2 separate regions of the Homo sapiens genome follow, and region 1 is linked to region 2. Evidence: chromatin loops called from intact Hi-C (ENCODE). Cell type or tissue: heart right ventricle. All regions are shown on one strand. Each heading gives the region's core, and the rest is flanking DNA. Links, peaks and the distances in the headings are about the cores only.

Region 1 (8,338 bases), core at 218-8,217, 620 kb after region 2:
ACGAATCCCTGACTGTATACATTATTTTTGCTATTACAAACAACAGAACATCCTTTAAAATATATAGTTTTTGTCTGTTTGTTTCTTATGTATCTGTGATTATCTCCCTAATCATTAATTCCCAAAAGCAGTGAGTTAACCAAAAATCTAAGACCTTTGCTTTCTCTTCTTTTTCTTTCATTGCTATAAAAATCGGAACAAAAACCAGCTGCCTCAAAATGACCAGAGGAGATTTTCTCCTATTCCTTGGGGGACTTCTTCATCTATTCCTTACCTTCTACTTATTGCTTGCTTTCATATTTGTGATTCATACCTTTTTATTTTGCTCATTATAGTGTAGGTGGCTCTGAAAAAACTTCCTTTATGGACTCCATCCTACTGTTCCTAAAGGCTGTTTGTCTTCTCCAGCTTCTAGAGGCTGGGGTAATTCAAGTCTATCCAATTTTTTGTAGCCTCAGGGTACAGTAGGGAGGAGAAGAACTCATTTGTAAGTGACATGAAGCCTGAAGGACTTTGCCTCTCTCTCTACTGGGATTTTAATAAAGTCCACAGGCAGCTCCCCTGAGGCTTTATAATGGTCCCTCCATTCAGGAAAAGAACTCAAGGACCAGTGAGCCCTATATCCACTGTGGCCTTTCTAGAATAGTTAGGGGCTTTTATTTAAGCCTTTTTGTTTTGTTTTGTTTTTTAATTTTCTACAGAATGCCTGTTCATTGCCTACTGTTGCCAGATTTAGCCATCATCATCAATATTATCATCATCTTCATCCCAGGACACCCAGTTACATTTGAATTTCAGAAAGACAAAAAAAAATATTTTAGTATATTTATGTCCCAAATACTGCATAAGGCATCCCCTAAACTCATTGTTTATCTGAAATTCAAATTTGACTACATATCCTGTGTCTAAGCTGGCAGTCTTACCTCAGTTCCTTTCTCTCCAGATTAGGACATAGTCATGTGAATTCTCAGAAGTTTTTTCACTTACCTTCTTCCATCAGAATAGCTTATTGGAAACTTTTACGGGTCATGGTAAGTCAAGCTAGACTTCATTTTATTATTCGATCGCCACTTTTTGAACTTCCTAGCATGAAGTTGTACCCCTTTCCTTGACTGGCTGCTGCTGGGGTGGGGGGTGAGGGTGGGGCTGGAGGACAGGAGCTGGCTTAATTTTTTTTATTATTGTTTAAATTCTTTAATTAAGTACTCCTGAAGGGCAAATGTGCAATCTAACTTCATTCTCTATCCAAAGCTCAGAAACTCCATTATGTATTGGAGTTTTTTGAAAATGTAATAGGGAGATCTAATCCATAACCCCTAACAAATCTCCTTGAAAATCTATTTTCTCTTCTACCTAAATCTCGTATACTCCACTCTCACTGATGCCCTTCACTGGCTAAAGGCCCTCAAAATTCTCTCTACTCCCAGCCATCTCAACATTTTCTCCCCTCATCTCCTCCCTTCCTTCTCTTAAATCTTTATTCTACAGACTGACTTCCTTCCCTAAAGTCTAAGTTCTTCCTCTCTTTCTTCTTTCTTTTCTACTTTCTTGTCCTTCTCTACTCAATTAGTTCTTCAGAAACAACTTCAAACTTGCCTGGTGTGGGGTGGGGTAGAGAGGAATTGAGGTAGGGATAGAATTGAAGCAGGTGGAAAATTGGTGGGTATTCTCATTGGTGGACTGAGGGAGGGAAATGTCTTTGAAATCTTTTATGCTAATAATTGATCATGGATATCCCATCTCATATCTCAGTGGTGGACTTCACAGTTAAAGGGTTCAAAGTCACATAGCTAGTCAGGGGCATAGCTTAAACCCAGATCTCTGGATTCCAAAGCCTGGGCACCTTTTATTTCATGCTGCTGCTTTTCTCACATTTTAGACATACACTGTAGTAGAGATATTAATTTAACATTCACTACCTAATGGTAGGCACAGTGGTCATGGTGATGGATTCCCCAACATCTAGTCCTCCCTCTAGTATTAATTTGCTAGGGTTGTCATAACAAAGTACCACAAAGTGGGTGGCTTAAACAATAGAACTGTATGGTCTCACAGTTCTAGAAGATAGAAGTCCAAGATCAAGTTGTTGGCAGGATTGGTTCCTTCTAAGCGCTGTGAGGGAAAACCTGTTCCATGCTGCTTTCCAGGATTTGTCATTCCTTGGCTTCTGCTGTATCACCCCAAACTCTGCCTTCATATTCCCTGTTCTCCCTGAATGAGTCTCTGAATTTGCCCTCTGTATAATGACACCAGTCACAGTAGATTAGGGGTCCACGCTACCTCATTATGACCTCATCTTAACTAATAACAACTGCAATGAGTCTATTTCTGACGAAGCTCACATTCTGAGGTACTGGGGGTTAGGAATTGAAATATGAATTTTGTGGAGGAAAACAATTCAACCCATAGCAGCCACAAGAGATTGACATAAACCAATTATGTTCTTCTCTTCTTGCTAGTCACTGGTTTAGAAGTGGGCATGTAATTTAGGAATAACCAATGAGACTTGAGTGGAAGTCTTCCAGAATCTCATAGGAAAGCCTTCCTGGGTCCTAAAGAGTTACACAAATAGGCTTCTTTCTCAAAACACTGTCAAGTCTGGGTGTGACATCTAGAACTGCTACAGCCATAAGGTCCCCATCCTCAGGATAAACCAATACGGAGATGCACATAGAACAGAGAGAATCACAGAGCAGCCAAGTCCCCCGATAATGTTTTCCAGATGCCCCCACCTGTGGAATTCTTATCATGTTAACTAATATGTTTCCCTATTTCTTAAGCCAATTTGAGTCAGAATCTTCTGTTATCTGTGACCAAAAGCATTCTAAGTGATATCAACTAAAAAGACACTACTAAGTAGGTAAAGTATAAATACTGTTCAAAATTCATTCAGCCCTTCAGCTTTAAAATGATACAAACCATAATGATTGGCATTATTTCAAATTTAGTACATGAAGTGAGACTGATTAACATATCATGTGATACCATTTTAAATTTTCTTAGCTCGAATTTGCAACAACAGAAAAAGCACAGTTTGTTTTCTAACTCGAGTGTGCATCAGCCTTACCTAGGAGGCTTATTGAAACAGATTGCTGAGCCTCACCTACAGAGTTTCTGATTTAGGAGATCCAAGGTGAAGCCTGAGAATTTCCATTTCTAACCAGTTTCCAGATACTGCTGGTCAGCATACTACACTTTGAGAACTTCTGCGATACTAAAATAAACCTTTGTATTGCCAAAACAGCCTGGGATATGTGATCCTTGTCTGCGTGCAGGGTCTTAAAAACAACTGTAAAATTGATCATCATTACGGAGTATATACCACATACAGACCACTGCACTGAATGTTTTGCATTCCTTTAGTGACTTGTCACACTGACTCCTTGAGGTGGGTTTACCAATCTCCTATAGATGGGGAAACCGAGGCACAAGAGCTAAGTTACTCATCTAAGGGAAAGAACCATGATCCAGTCCCAGGCCTGTGTGACTACATGGTCTTTTACAAAATATTTGCCCATCAGAGACAAAATACTGGTCTAGCTAGAACTCAGGTTGATGCAGCAGGACAACTGGGAAATTACTGTGTACTGCAGCTTGAAGAAAAAGGGCATCTCTGGCTGAAATCAATCACCCTCAGCCTGGGAGGTGAGTGGCTCTTCGCTGGCTCTTTCCCCTGGGGCAGCTCAGCCTTCTGCTGGAAGAATCTGCCTTGGAGGAGAAAGCCATAGGGCTGACAGCGGTGCTCTGCCATTTCCTCCCCCACGCAGTGGGTGCTGCTGGCCTGTGGAGACCTGTGCTGCCAGCCACGCCCCATGCCTCCTGATTGTGCTTTGCCTCTCGCTGCCATACAAGTCAGGGCTGGCACCTCATTTTCCGCTGCAGAGACAAGGCATTGCCTCCTGGAGGCCAGAGGGAGGACAGGAGGAAATCCAGGGAAGCAGACCCTTTCAGTGTCTGGTGAGTCCCAGGATCTGAACCACTCCCTGAATGGGCAGTTTATTCTCATGTGAAATGTCTTAATCATCACAAGGAATACAGACAAGGAAGGCAAGCATGCTGGATTCCTCACTCAGCAAAACAACCCCAATTGTGCAACTCCTCCAAGAAGGCAGCTGAGGAGTTACTTCCTGTTGTTGTTGTTTTCATTGCTCTGGCATTTAAGCCTGACAGAAATCATAAGACATTATTCCTTGAAGAAGCTGGGATATAGCAACAGGTCACTATTCGTTGGAAGCTATTGATAAACCTGATGTGCCAAGGGAGAGCAGAGATTGGCACCTCTGGCTAAAAACATTTGGGGACTGGACCCTGAGAAATGATTTTCCTTCAAGAAAGGACAGTGCCCCCACCCACCTGACAAAACTTTGCTGGGTAGAGGGTTGTGCAGGGAGGTAGGGGGAACAGGAACCACCTTGACTTCATCATCTTTCTCCTCCCAATACACTCTTCCCTAAGGCCCTCTTTCCACTGAGGAATGGACCACAGACTCAGGCCCAAGGTCTTAGAGGATCTTACTCCTCCCACAAATTTCCATATGCAACTGCTTGTTAAACTCTGCTGATTTGTCATTTCTGGGTGGGAGTCCTTGAATGAATGAGCTGAAATTGGTACCCATAGCAATTATCTGACCCAAGCTCTTCACTTTAAAGAAGACTCCCAGGAAAGGAAGTTAACTTGCCCAAGATCACATGAAATGGTTACGGCTAAGCTATGCCAAAGAAAGACCCCACTGAGGGCTGGTGCTGGGAAGAAGCTGGCTAGGGGACACATCTGACCCAGCTTAGGTTTGTGCCTACATTTCCTAAAGAAGTGAGGCAGAGGGGAGGAGCGACACACATGTCAATGAGGGTTAAGGGGAAGAAACCAACTGGGAAGGAAATTAATCTTCATAGAGTTCTACTTCAGTTCTGGGAGCTGAGGTACTACAAGCTCAGCTTACCTCTCACTCTCCTTAGGACCAGATTTTTAACCCTATTTTACTAATGAGAAAATTGAAGCCCATAGAGGTTAAGTAATTTGCCCAATACTACATAGTTTATACCCAACAGAGCCAGAATGAAAAGCCAGGTCTCTGTACAATTCTCTTAGGTTCACACCTCCTTCTCTAATCAACTCCCAACCCCACACCCCATAAGGTCAAGCCAGGATAACCAAACCAACCTCCTACCAGGTACCCCACCTTGGAAATCTCTGCAAGTCAGGCCACCTCTACATCACCACTAGATTGTTTTTCTCAGAACCCCCTTATTTAAAATAGTCAGAATGTTGTATAGGTAGAAGTAGGTAATATGTAGACTTTTGTGTCTGCCTTCTTTCACTTACTATAATGTTTTTGATAGTCCTCCATGATTTTGTTCACTCCTTTTTTTTTTTTAACTGAGTAGCATTGCATTGTATAGACACAGTATAGTTTGTTTATCCATTCACCAGCTGATGGGCATTTGGGTTGCCTCAAAGTTTTTGGTTATTATGAATAAAGCTATAAACATTCCCATCCAAGTCTCTGTGGACATATATTTTCACTTCTCTTGAGTAAATACTTAGAAGTGGAATTGCTAAAAATTACATTAAGTATATGCTTAACTTTATAAGAAACTGCCAAACTGTTTACCAAAGTGGCCTTACTATTTTGCATTCCTGCCAACAGTGTATGAAAGTTCCAGCTGCTCCATATCTTTGTCAACACTTGGTCTTGTCTTTTAAATTTTAGTCATCTAATGAATATGTGGTGATGTTTCATTGTGGATTTTTTGTTGTTATTGTTTTTTTGTTGTTTTATTTAGTTTTTTTTTTTTGAGATGGAGTCTCTCTCTGTCTCCCAGGCTGGAGTGCAGTGGCGTGATCTCAGCTCACTGCAACCTCCACCTCCCAGGTTGAAGTAATTCTCCTGCCTCAGCCTCCCAAGTAGCTGGGACTACAGGTGTGTGCCAGCACACCTGGCTAATTTTTGTGTTTTTAGTACAGACAGAGTTTCACCATGTTTGCCAGGCTGTTCTCAAATTCCTGACCTCAGGTGATCTGCCCACCTTGGCCTCCTAAAGTGCTGGGATTACAGGCGTGAGCCACTGCACCCAGCCTTCACTGTGGTTCTAACTAATGATGTTGAGCAATTTTTTACGTATGTATTTGCCATCTGAATATGTTCTTTAGTGAAGTGTCTGTTCAAATCTTTTACCCATTTTTTAATTTGGGTTGCCTTCTTATTACTGAGTTGTAAGAATTCTTTCATATATTCTAGATATAAGTTCTTTGTTGGACATATATTTTGCAAACATTTTCTACCAGTCTAGAGCTTGCCTTCTCATTTTCTTAATGATGACTTTTGAAGACACTGTCTTTTGATGAACTCCAATTTAATAAATTTTTTATTTTATAACTCATCCTTTTTGTATCCTATTTTAGAAATCTTTGTCTAACCCAAGATCACTAAGACTTTTTCCCATCTTTTCTTCTATAAGCTTTACAGTTGGCTCTTACATTTAGGTCTATGATCTATTTAATTTTTATATGTTGTGTGACAAAAAGGTCAAGTTCTATACTTTTGCATAAAGATCTCCAATTACCAACCCTTCTATTTTTTGAGGCTCCCCATACACTTTAAAAACAAAGTAAGTTATGCCAAAACAGAATTTTTAAATATTGTGACATACTTTAAATGTTCACAGTTAATACATTAATTCTCTTAACCCAAAATTATGAAGGAACACTGATTGTATATTCAATCTCATTTGCTAAAATTATCTTACCATTTTTGGAGACAGAGCCCACCCCCACCTGCCCTGCAAGATCCCCAACTCTGCTTCCTTGAGGTAACTTTCTCTGCATTCTCCAATAGGGCTGAATTGCCTGCAGGGGCTCACAAGATGGCCCTTGGTACTTAACACAACAGCTACTGCTTGTGGTGGGCCTATTGCTTTACATGTAGGTGTTACACACAAAAATATTACATAACATGTACAAATGTAACATATGATTCTCACAACAAATAACATATTACTATCCTTATTTTACAGTTGAGGAAACTAGGCCCAGAAGTTTTAAGTGCTTTGCCCAAGACCACTAAATGAGGAAAAAGTAAAGAAGCTGGGACTTAAGCCCAGCTATGCAGGGGCTGGAGCCCTACTGTCCACACCTGACCATCTTCTACAGATCCAGGCTTAATACCCATTATACTGCTCCTGTGAGTTCCTGAACTCTGGGTTGTGTGACCATTTCAGTTGGATGGAACTGGCCTTTGTCATTTTTATGGAAATAAAAGAAGGGAGGTTTTCCTCAATAAATAGAGGATATAAAATAAGATTATAGGAATAATTTTTCCTCAGGCTTTTCATTTTAAAAAATTTCAAAGATACAGAATGCTGAAAGAGGAACACTTATATCATACATCTAGATTTAATAACTGTTAACATTTTGCCACATTTACTGTACTCAGTAGACTACACATTTTTCAGAATTATTTGAGAATAAGTTGCAGACATCAGTACACCTCACCCCTAAACACTTAAACACGTATCTCCTAAAAGCAAGGATATTCTCCTACAGAATGGTAATACCTAAGAAAGGGCAATACTTACATACTTTAGTCATACTAAATACTTTAATAATACTAATTATTAAATACTACTACAATAATAATACTACTAATAATAAAGTAATACTTAAGAAAATTAATAATTCCTAGTTTATAATATCCAGTTTAAATTCAAATATCCTTGATTGTCTCTAAAATGACTTTTTGAAAAGAAGCAGGATCCCATCAGAGATTGACACTTTGTCAATCTGTATAAGGACACCAGTCATAGTAGATTAGGGGTCCACCCTACCTCATTACAACCTCATCTTAACTAATAACATTTGCAATGACTCTATTTCTGAAGAAGCTCACACTCTGAGCTACTGGGGGTTAGGACTTAAACATGAATTTTGAAGAGGGACATAATTGAGCCCATAGCAACTGCAAGAGATTGATATTGTTATGTCTCTTTAGCCTCTTTTAATTGACAACATCCTCACTACTTTTGTTTTATGTTTTTATGACATTGACTTTTTAAACAGTACAGGGCTATTTTCTTGTAAATAGTCCATATTCTGGATGTGTCTCATTGTTTCCTAGCCTCCTAGCCTGTCAGTGACTGGCTGAGCCCAGGGAAGCAGAGCAGGGAGGAATTATGTGAATTTCATGGTAAATAAAAGTTGTGATGTGTGGAGAGGCAGAATGGTGCCTTGGCAGAGAGCAGGACAAGCATTCAGGAGACCTGGCTTCAAAGCCCAACCACTGCCTACCAGTTGTCTGCCTCCTTGGACTTCCCCACCAACCCACCATGCATAATGGGGGACA
Region 2 (8,338 bases), core at 264-8,263:
TACGCTGAACGCTTTAGTTTTATTGTTTTAATCCCCACCACAACCCTGTAAGGCAAGCATTGTTATTTCCTTGTTGCATGTACAGAAACCAAGGTTTACGCCTTGGTTTGTTAACCTGCAGGTTGGTTAACCTGTCCTTGGTCTCACAGCTAATGAGTGGCAAAACTCGAATGTAAAAACAGCCATGTGGTTTTGAAATCTAAGCACTTCTTCCAACAAGCTTTCTCCCAAGAACACATGTTCTTTTCTACCTCCAAAGATCTGCTTAAATGCTGCAATCTGGAAAGATAAACATAAGGTGTTTGCTGTGTGGTGGTGGCTCAAAATCAGGTGAAAATCCTAGGCTTCCTCAAGGGAGAGGCAGGCCCCTCCAGGCCAGAGTTTAAGCAAACAAGATAAGCAGAGTAAGAAAATGGTTTCTGGACACTGCCATCCATCTCTGGAAAGTCTTAGATAGGAAGCAGCAGGTGATGAAATGGAATGAAATTCTGAGGAAAAAAAGAGAGATGAAAATGAAAGTTTTACACATCACTGAGCTGCTTTCCTATCTAGAAGGAAAATCCAACATTAATAAAACAGAAAACCTTCAACAAAATCAAAGCCAATTTTCCTGTCAAGTTCAGAAACAACAATATATAAGCCTGCAGGCATATCCCAGGTGTATTCCATAAATAGTCAGGTTTCTGAGAAGTTGGGTGGAAATCAAATTTGGGTGACCTTGTCCCCATTACCAAAATGAGGGAGATGGACCTTTGTTGCTACAGAATCCGATAGGCATAGTGCCTCTTATGACATCAGCTTTAAGTTTTTCTCCCAAACTCCCTTCTCCTTTTTCCTACCCCAAAAAGTCTACCTTTGATAAACAGTTAACAGTAGTCAACAGACTCTGGTTGACCTCCTCTAATGAATTTGTCTATGATCACATACACCCCCTACAAACTCATATGCAGTGGCTTGTCCTATACATGGCCCACTGCATTCTATTAGTCAAAAGGTGAAGATCTTGTCTCCTCACTTGGCTAGCAGGTAAGGGTCCCTGGCAGAAATGGGAAGCAGGAGAGTGTATAAGTCAGTGGGTATGTGGGTGGCTATAAGCAAAGCCTGTGGCCAGATAGATCTAGGTTTACAAGTCATCTCCACCCCTTACTGACCGCGTGGTCTTGGACAAATTATTTACCTTCAATGCTACAAAATAGTTCACATTTTTTTTTCACAGATATCTGCATATGGACAGCTTTGAGCATTTCTTTTCAACCTGGTGCTGCTAGAATGGCACTATCATTGAGGTTTCAGCAACTATCAAAGGGAGAAAAAAAGTGCCTGTTACTTAGGGTTAAGCAAACGCATCTTAAAAATGACAGTATAAGATTCTGGGCTTCAGGAAGGTACTTGATAAATGCCCAGCCTCCTTGCTATTCTCCACCCTCCCCAAATGTGACCCATTCTTGAAGTCCTAGTTCAAGCTCACCTCCTCCAGAAAGCCTTCCCTGACCAAGAACCTCCCCCTCCCACGAGCTCCATAGTACCTTTGGTCACCACCAGCCCCTTGTCTTTGGTCACTCACTGCTTGCCCTGTGAGAGTTAAACATCTGTGCATGCCAGGATTTCCCAGCCAGATGGTAGCTGCCCGAGGACCAGCTGTGATGACCCTCTTGTATTGGGCCCGAGTCTAACTCAGAGATGGCAACTGGCAAACATGTGCCTACAGACAAGTCATTCAAACACCAAAAGGGGCTTCAGTGAAAAAGGTTCCTTACATGTGTTGATACCTGACTATGTGCCAATCACTTCACATCACCCATCTCACTCCATCTCCACAATAACCCCCTGAGATAGGTGTTATTGATTCCATTTCACACATAATGAAACAGGCTTATGAAGGTGAGCTAGTAGCTTCACCAAAGCCTCACAGCTCAGGGGGCAGGAATGAAGGCAGATCTTTGGAGAAGGAAGAGAAGACAGAAATAAGAGAGAGAGGAGGGAGATGAGGGAATGGGGAAGACAGAGAGCAGACAGTCAAACGTGAAAAGCAAAAGTAAATTCTTGTCAGTTGAGCTCCTGTTGCGAGCTGGCTCCTGGGCAGTCCTCCACACACATCCCTTCTCTTAACACTCACCACCACGCTGCATCTGGTGCCTTTGCAGCTGCTGTACACTTTTGTTAATCGTGCCCAATGAAAGCTAGTGAGACAGTAGCTGTGACTCTGACCTCTGTCCCCACCCAGCTGACCAGCGAGTTTATCCTCAGACACAATCCAGTAACTCCGGAGAACCAGAATTGGAACTAGATTGCTTTCCTCTAATAAAATTTACGGTGTATACAAATTCAATTACATCATCCTGTGTGCTGGTGGTGGCTGAAGGGGCCAAGGTCACTTACACACATTCATCACCAGGGTGTGAAGAGCCAGAAGCGTGAAATTACCTCCCATCCAGAGTCCAGAGGATGGCAGGAGCTCAGCAGAGGCTGCTGACTGTGAGGAGTGGCCCTCAGGCAGGAGGATGCTTGTGTTCAGGCTTCATGTCCTCCCTCACCCGAGAATGACAGGGAGCCCAAAGGGATGCATGGGAGGCCTGACTGCCAGCGCCATCCAGAGAAGGGCTCTGTGCTCACCCCTGCAGGCTCGTGGTTGGCTGTGCTGTCTTGATGAGAGCTGTGTCTGTCCCTACAAACAGCCTGCTTCTGCCCTGCATGGGGGAGAAACAATGTGCTGCAACCACACCCAAGGTTTGCTATTAAATCCTCACTATATACATGTGGGGCTGCCAGAGAAGGAAGGCTCAGGAAGGTTAGGTAATGTGCCCAAGACCACACAGCCTGTGAATAGGCATGCTTGCTTGGAACCCAGGTTTGTTGGGCTCCAGAGCCCATGTCAAAAATGAGTTTTTTCACGTATCAGCTGGGCAGAGTTGGTTTTCTGAGGAGAAGAATGAAAGGGCTACGCTTCAAAAGAGAAGCTCAGAGAGGCCAACTCTTACCTCAGGGGGCATTTCCAATCCGACTTTGTGGTGGTGGGAGACACAGCTGGTTACAAATAAATATTTTAAGCAAGTGCTCCTTTCCTGCCTTCCCCCAGGGTTATGATCCAGCAAGGCTGCTAAACAGAGGCCTATGAGAATAAACCTAGAATCAGGGTGGGGAGCAGGTGTGGACCCTGGGATCATTTAATAACAGAAATATTGGCCAGGTGCGGTGGCTTATGCCTGTAATCTCAGCACTTTGGGAGGCCGAGGCAGGTGGATCACTAGGTCAGGAGTTAGAGGCCAGCCTGGCCAATACGGTAAAACCCTGTCTTACTAAAAATACAAAAATTAGCTGGTTTTGGTGGCGTGCGCCTGTAGTCCCAGCTACTCGGGAGGCTGAGGCAGAAGAATCGCTTGAACCCAGGAGGTGGAGGTTGCAGTGAGCTGAGATCATGCCATTACACTCCAGCCTGGGCGACAGAGCGAGACTCTGTCTCAAAATATAAATAAATAAATAATAACAGAAATATTTTGAGAAAAAGAAGAGCCCACTGCACAGACTCAGCCAGCCAGGCCTGGAGAAAGATAAACAGATTTCAATTCTACATCCACTCTGGACCAATTGATCTCAAACAAGTCACTTAAACTATCTGAGTCTTCGCTTTCACTAAGGCCATGCTTCTCAAAGTGGGGTTCCCAGACCAGCAGCTCAGCCTGCCCTGCAAACTTCTTAAAATGCAAGATTCTCAGGCTCTGCCCCAGATCACCTGCATCAGCAACTGTGGGGTGGGGGCCACGTGATCTGTTTTGCCAGCCCCTCCAGGTGGTTTCCATGTCCCTGCTCTAAGGTGTAGTGCTTTGTGGCTGCATATTGAAATCACCTGGAGGGATTTTACAACAATCCCAGAATCCAAGCCACATTCCAGACCAATGACACCACCATCTCTGATATGAATGATGTGGAACCCAGCCTCAATAGTGTTTTGAGGCTTCCCAGGTGATTCCAGATGTAGCCCGGTTGAGAACCACTGTTCTCTGGAAGTAACAACACAGTCCTCACAGGGAGTAGAATGAGACAACAGATGGAGAAACACGCGTGTGAATAATCCCTCCTCCTGGCCCCTTGCAGCCAGCAGACGGCACTATTGCTCCTCCCTATCCTTTTGCCTGTTCAGCAGAGCCCAAAAAGGGTGCAGGCGGGGTAAGAATAAGGAGAGAGATGTTTAGGAAGATGTGCAGCGACCATGCTGAGGATGGAACGGGAATGGACTGAAGGCAGGAAGGGTTTCAGCAATGATTTTAATGGGCTCCATAAAAGTCTGTAATATTTTACCCAAGTGTGATTGTTTCTCATTTATCAGAAACAGTCCTGAAGGTCTGCAAACTTGTGCAAATTACACATCCCACAAGATTGATGGCTTCTCCAGACAGCCTCTCTCTGATGCAATTTGCTGTTTAAACCCCAGTTCTACCAAAGACCTTGAAGCTGTTCACACGATCAGCGAAGCCTGAGCTGTGAATGGGCATTGGAAGCCCTGTTTCCTGTTCCCTTGGAGCTGAGGGAGGCCCCAAGGATGGGCAGGGGAGAGGGAGTGGGCAGGCCAGCCCCCGGGCCCAGCCAGGGAATGTTAGACGCTGTGTTCAATCCAGGACAGCCCCCAAATGTGCCCTTTGTGTGTTCTTTTGTTGTTCAAAAGCTGTGTTTCTTTCTTTGTATTGAAACCTTCCATCCTTGTTTACCCCTGTTTAGCCTTCAAAACCCCAACAGTAACAATAAAAATAGCAAGGAGGCACCCACTCAGCACCAGACCCAGCATTGCACCCTGTAGAATATCTTCTTTTGTCTAAACCAAAAGCATGTGAACTTGCTATTTTCCCATCTTGCCCTTCATATCCATCCTCCACTACCCTTCTCTCTTCTGTGCCCTGGGAGGCTGACCTCTATGGACTGCTTCATCCAAGCTCCCTCTCCTTGTCTGGCTGGGTTTGACAAAACAGCAAAAAACTGAAGGGCAGGAGGAACAAAAGGTTAGAGTATTTGTTCCTCTGACTTCCTCTCTGCTGGGTCCCAGTTTGGTCTCCTGTTCTTCAACAGAGGGTCACAATTCCTATGGGCTGGCCTCACTCCTACAGCTGCAGCTCTTCGGCTGGCCCACTAACTGCTCCTGGTAATTCTCTTTCCACTTCTCCTTCAGCCTGGGGATGGTCATGGCTTCCATGATGCTAGCCCTGAATATTTCACTATCCCTTTCTGGTATCCCTTAACATTGCTACATCTCTGAACTATGTGAAATTGCCGTGTGTGTAGGTCAAATAGTAGTGATTTCATATGGCTCAACATAGTAAACATCCTTTCTCCAATGGTCTCTCATCACCTGCTCTGAGCAAGCTTTTGTTTCCTGTTCAACTCACACAGCAGGCTTGGAGAGATGGCGTTGACCCCTGTTCCCAGGTGAGAAACAGAGACTCAAAAAGCTTTGTGGATTTGCTCAAGATTATCTAATGTATGGTTGAAAAAATAATAGCAATAACAAGCTGAGAATATACTGTGTGCCAGGCACTGTGTAAGCAGTTTCTACAGATTAACTCATGTAATCCTTGATACTCTGAGATAGGGACTGCTGTTACACAGATTTTATCAATGAAGAAATCAAGACCCTGGTAGCTAATCCAGGTACCTTCCTTTGGTTAAACCCAGCCAGAAGCAAGAGAGAAGGTGAACTCAGATGAAGCAAGTCGGTAGAGGTCAGGATCCTGGGGCCCAAAACAGAATAGAGAAAGTAGAGAAGAGATCTGGAGGGACAAGACAGGATAAAACAAGCTTCCATGCTTTTGATTAAAATAAAAGGAGATATGCTAGCTAAGGGCTCCACACTGTGATCACCTTTTGAGGGGTCACTGGGATCACCACTGTCTTGAGGCCTTGTGCTGGGGCAGAGCTCGCCTCTCCTTCCCATGACCCTGTTAAGTTCATGTTCAGCCACTGGGATCCTGATGTGTGTCTCTTGAAGCAACGTGGTCAAAAGGAAACTTTTGAGCCAGACAGATCATGGCCCAGCTTAGGCACTCTCTATGCAGAAGGTGTCTATGGACAACCCCACCTGGCCTCATTGCTCATGTGTGTCAGCCCCAGTACTGGAGGTAATAGTCCCCCCTCAGGGAGGCTGAGAAGAGAAAATAAAGATGGCCTGGGTAAAATGTGTAGTCCCTAATAAGCATTTAATAAATGGCTGGTTCTGTTCCCTCATTCCGGAAATAATATTTCTAATCTAAAGATTATAATTGGTGATTTAAGAAGGGAGACTAATACTGTTTATCACACTTTGATTTTTCTGCAACTGGGGTTAGAAAAACTCTCCTTAAAAGATGGTTTTCTTGATTTTACTGTTAAATTTCAGGATTTCCTTGGCAACAGCTTTCAGGAAGACGAAGAAGTCAGTCAGAGGCCACCCAAAGGGGAAAGACGTGAAGGTGATTTATTCCACTCCAGAGCTGGCCCTCTTCAGGGATGCTGGTCAGTGTATCCTCAATGGAGATGCCGTCTGTGCCTTAGATAGAATTAACTCCCCATGCTTGCCCAGTCCCTTCAATTGTTTCTCTGGCTCAAACTCAAGTTCCAGCCAGTGCTGCCTGCATGGGCCTCCTCCAAGAGATGGGGGGAGGGGGTGTGCAAAGACCAGCACAAACAGGTGCTCATTGGGGCCACCTAGAGCAGTGCCGCTGGTCAAATCGGGAGGGAATGGAGGTAGTGAAGCAGCAGGGACTGGAGAACAGGAAGTGAGAGTCTGGGAGAGCTGGAGGCATGGGCAGGATTTGAGTTTGGTCTTTCCCTCTGGGTGTGGTGGGCCTGGTGGGATCAACTGTGGCAGCTGGAGGGCTGTGGCCTCAGTACAAGTGCACCTGGAATTTACAGGGTCGTTCTCCAGCTTGCCCTGAGGCTTTTAACACAGGCCCACTGCCCCCCACTCCCCCCAGTAAGGAAGCCGACATTACCTGCCCCAGGTCACACCCAGCTCTTCTACTCTCTAGCTATATGACCCTAGGCAATCTATCTAATCTCTCTTTGCCTCAGTTTCTTTATTTGTAAAATGGTGATGATAGTAAGAATATCTACCCAATAGGGCTGTTGTGAGGTCTAAATTAATGTGTATAAAGAATGTGGACAATGCCTGGCCCCCGAGGAGCAAGCACTACTTTGGGTCAGCTACCATTGCTGTTAGCAAGAAGGTGGTCAACTCTGAGAGTCATTCAGTATGTAGGCAGGACTTAAGGAAATCTGAATCTCAGTACAGCCCACCACCAGTTGTTGGTTAGTGCCAGAAATCTCACTGGAGATCTTTATTCATCCACTCATTCAACTATGACCTAGGCTGTATTTCCCAAGATATGGTCCATGCACAACTGTGGTATATAATTTGACAGTAGGGTTTACACTAGAGATTGTTTTAATTTTAATAGCCGTGCATTTAAAAAGTTTTTCTCATATCAATATTTAAGGCAAGAAATATCAGCTTCCATTTAAATAATGACAACATTTTAGATAAATTTATGCCCATTTTGATCACAATTTTCAGCCATATTCCTTCCTCCTCCTTTCTCCCCTCAGTCATATGGGAACAATATTCTTCTGGTCATTTTTTAATATTTCATATTTTAACTTTAATAGCCATGCATTTATTTCCTTGTGTCATTATTTAAGGCAAGTAATGATCATTTCCCATTTATAGCGTTAACGTATTGCTATGGTTTGACTACTTGGCCACTTCAAAACTCATGTTGAAACTTAATCTCTATTGTGGCAGCATTGAGAGGTGAGGCCTTTAAAAGGTGATTGGGTCATAAGGGCAGAGCCCAATTCATAGAGTAATGGATTAATGTGTTAACGAACTAATGGGTTATGGTGGGAACAGGAGTGGTGGCTTTACAAGAAGAGGAAGAGAGACCTGAGCTAGCATGCTCAGCCTCGTCACCACGGGATGCCCTGCACTACCTGCGGACTCCACAGAGAGTCCCCACCAGTGAGAAGATCCTTACCAGATGTGACCCCTCAACCTTGGGCTTCTCAGCTTCTATAACTGTAAGAAATAAATTCCCTTCTTTATAAATTAACCAGTTTCAGGAATTCTATTACAAGCAACAGAAAATGAACTAAGACACATAGAGTTTCCTTCCTAAATTAATTTACATTAGAAGTTAAAATAAAATATTATATAAATAAAAAGCACAGATAGAATATTATATGGCAGTTAGAAATAATAAACTTTATATACCAACACAGATAGTTAAGACACATGGATGAATGAAAAAGAAAGTTGTAAGGCCATATATATGTTGTATATCATTTGTGGGAAACTAAAATGTACTCACTATATTAC

The links. Hi-C counts contacts between places; a loop is a spot of excess contacts. Peaks named below come from ENCODE experiments on the same cell type or tissue, not always from the same donor. Only the 100,000 strongest peaks of a DNase experiment are listed, where the experiment ranks them.
Region 1: it touches region 2 in a loop (4-fold over the local background); 5 of 110 quality-filtered maps call a loop at or near these places.

Annotation. Positions count from the first base shown.
Region 1 is chr3:139,430,600-139,438,937 of GRCh38, reverse strand. All of the region lies in intron 3 of COPB2-DT (COPB2 divergent transcript), which reads right to left. Among named protein-coding and RNA genes, the nearest start is that of RBP2, 42 kb to the left of the region's middle. In heart right ventricle, for the core only: no CTCF peak of the experiment used is centred there; a DNase peak (open chromatin) is centred at 4,066.
Region 2 is chr3:140,047,299-140,055,636 of GRCh38, reverse strand. All of the region lies in intron 1 of CLSTN2 (calsyntenin 2), which reads right to left. Among named protein-coding and RNA genes, the nearest start is that of CLSTN2, 120 kb to the right of the region's middle. In heart right ventricle, for the core only: a CTCF peak has its summit at 4,090 (motif pointing right); a DNase peak (open chromatin) is centred at 4,099.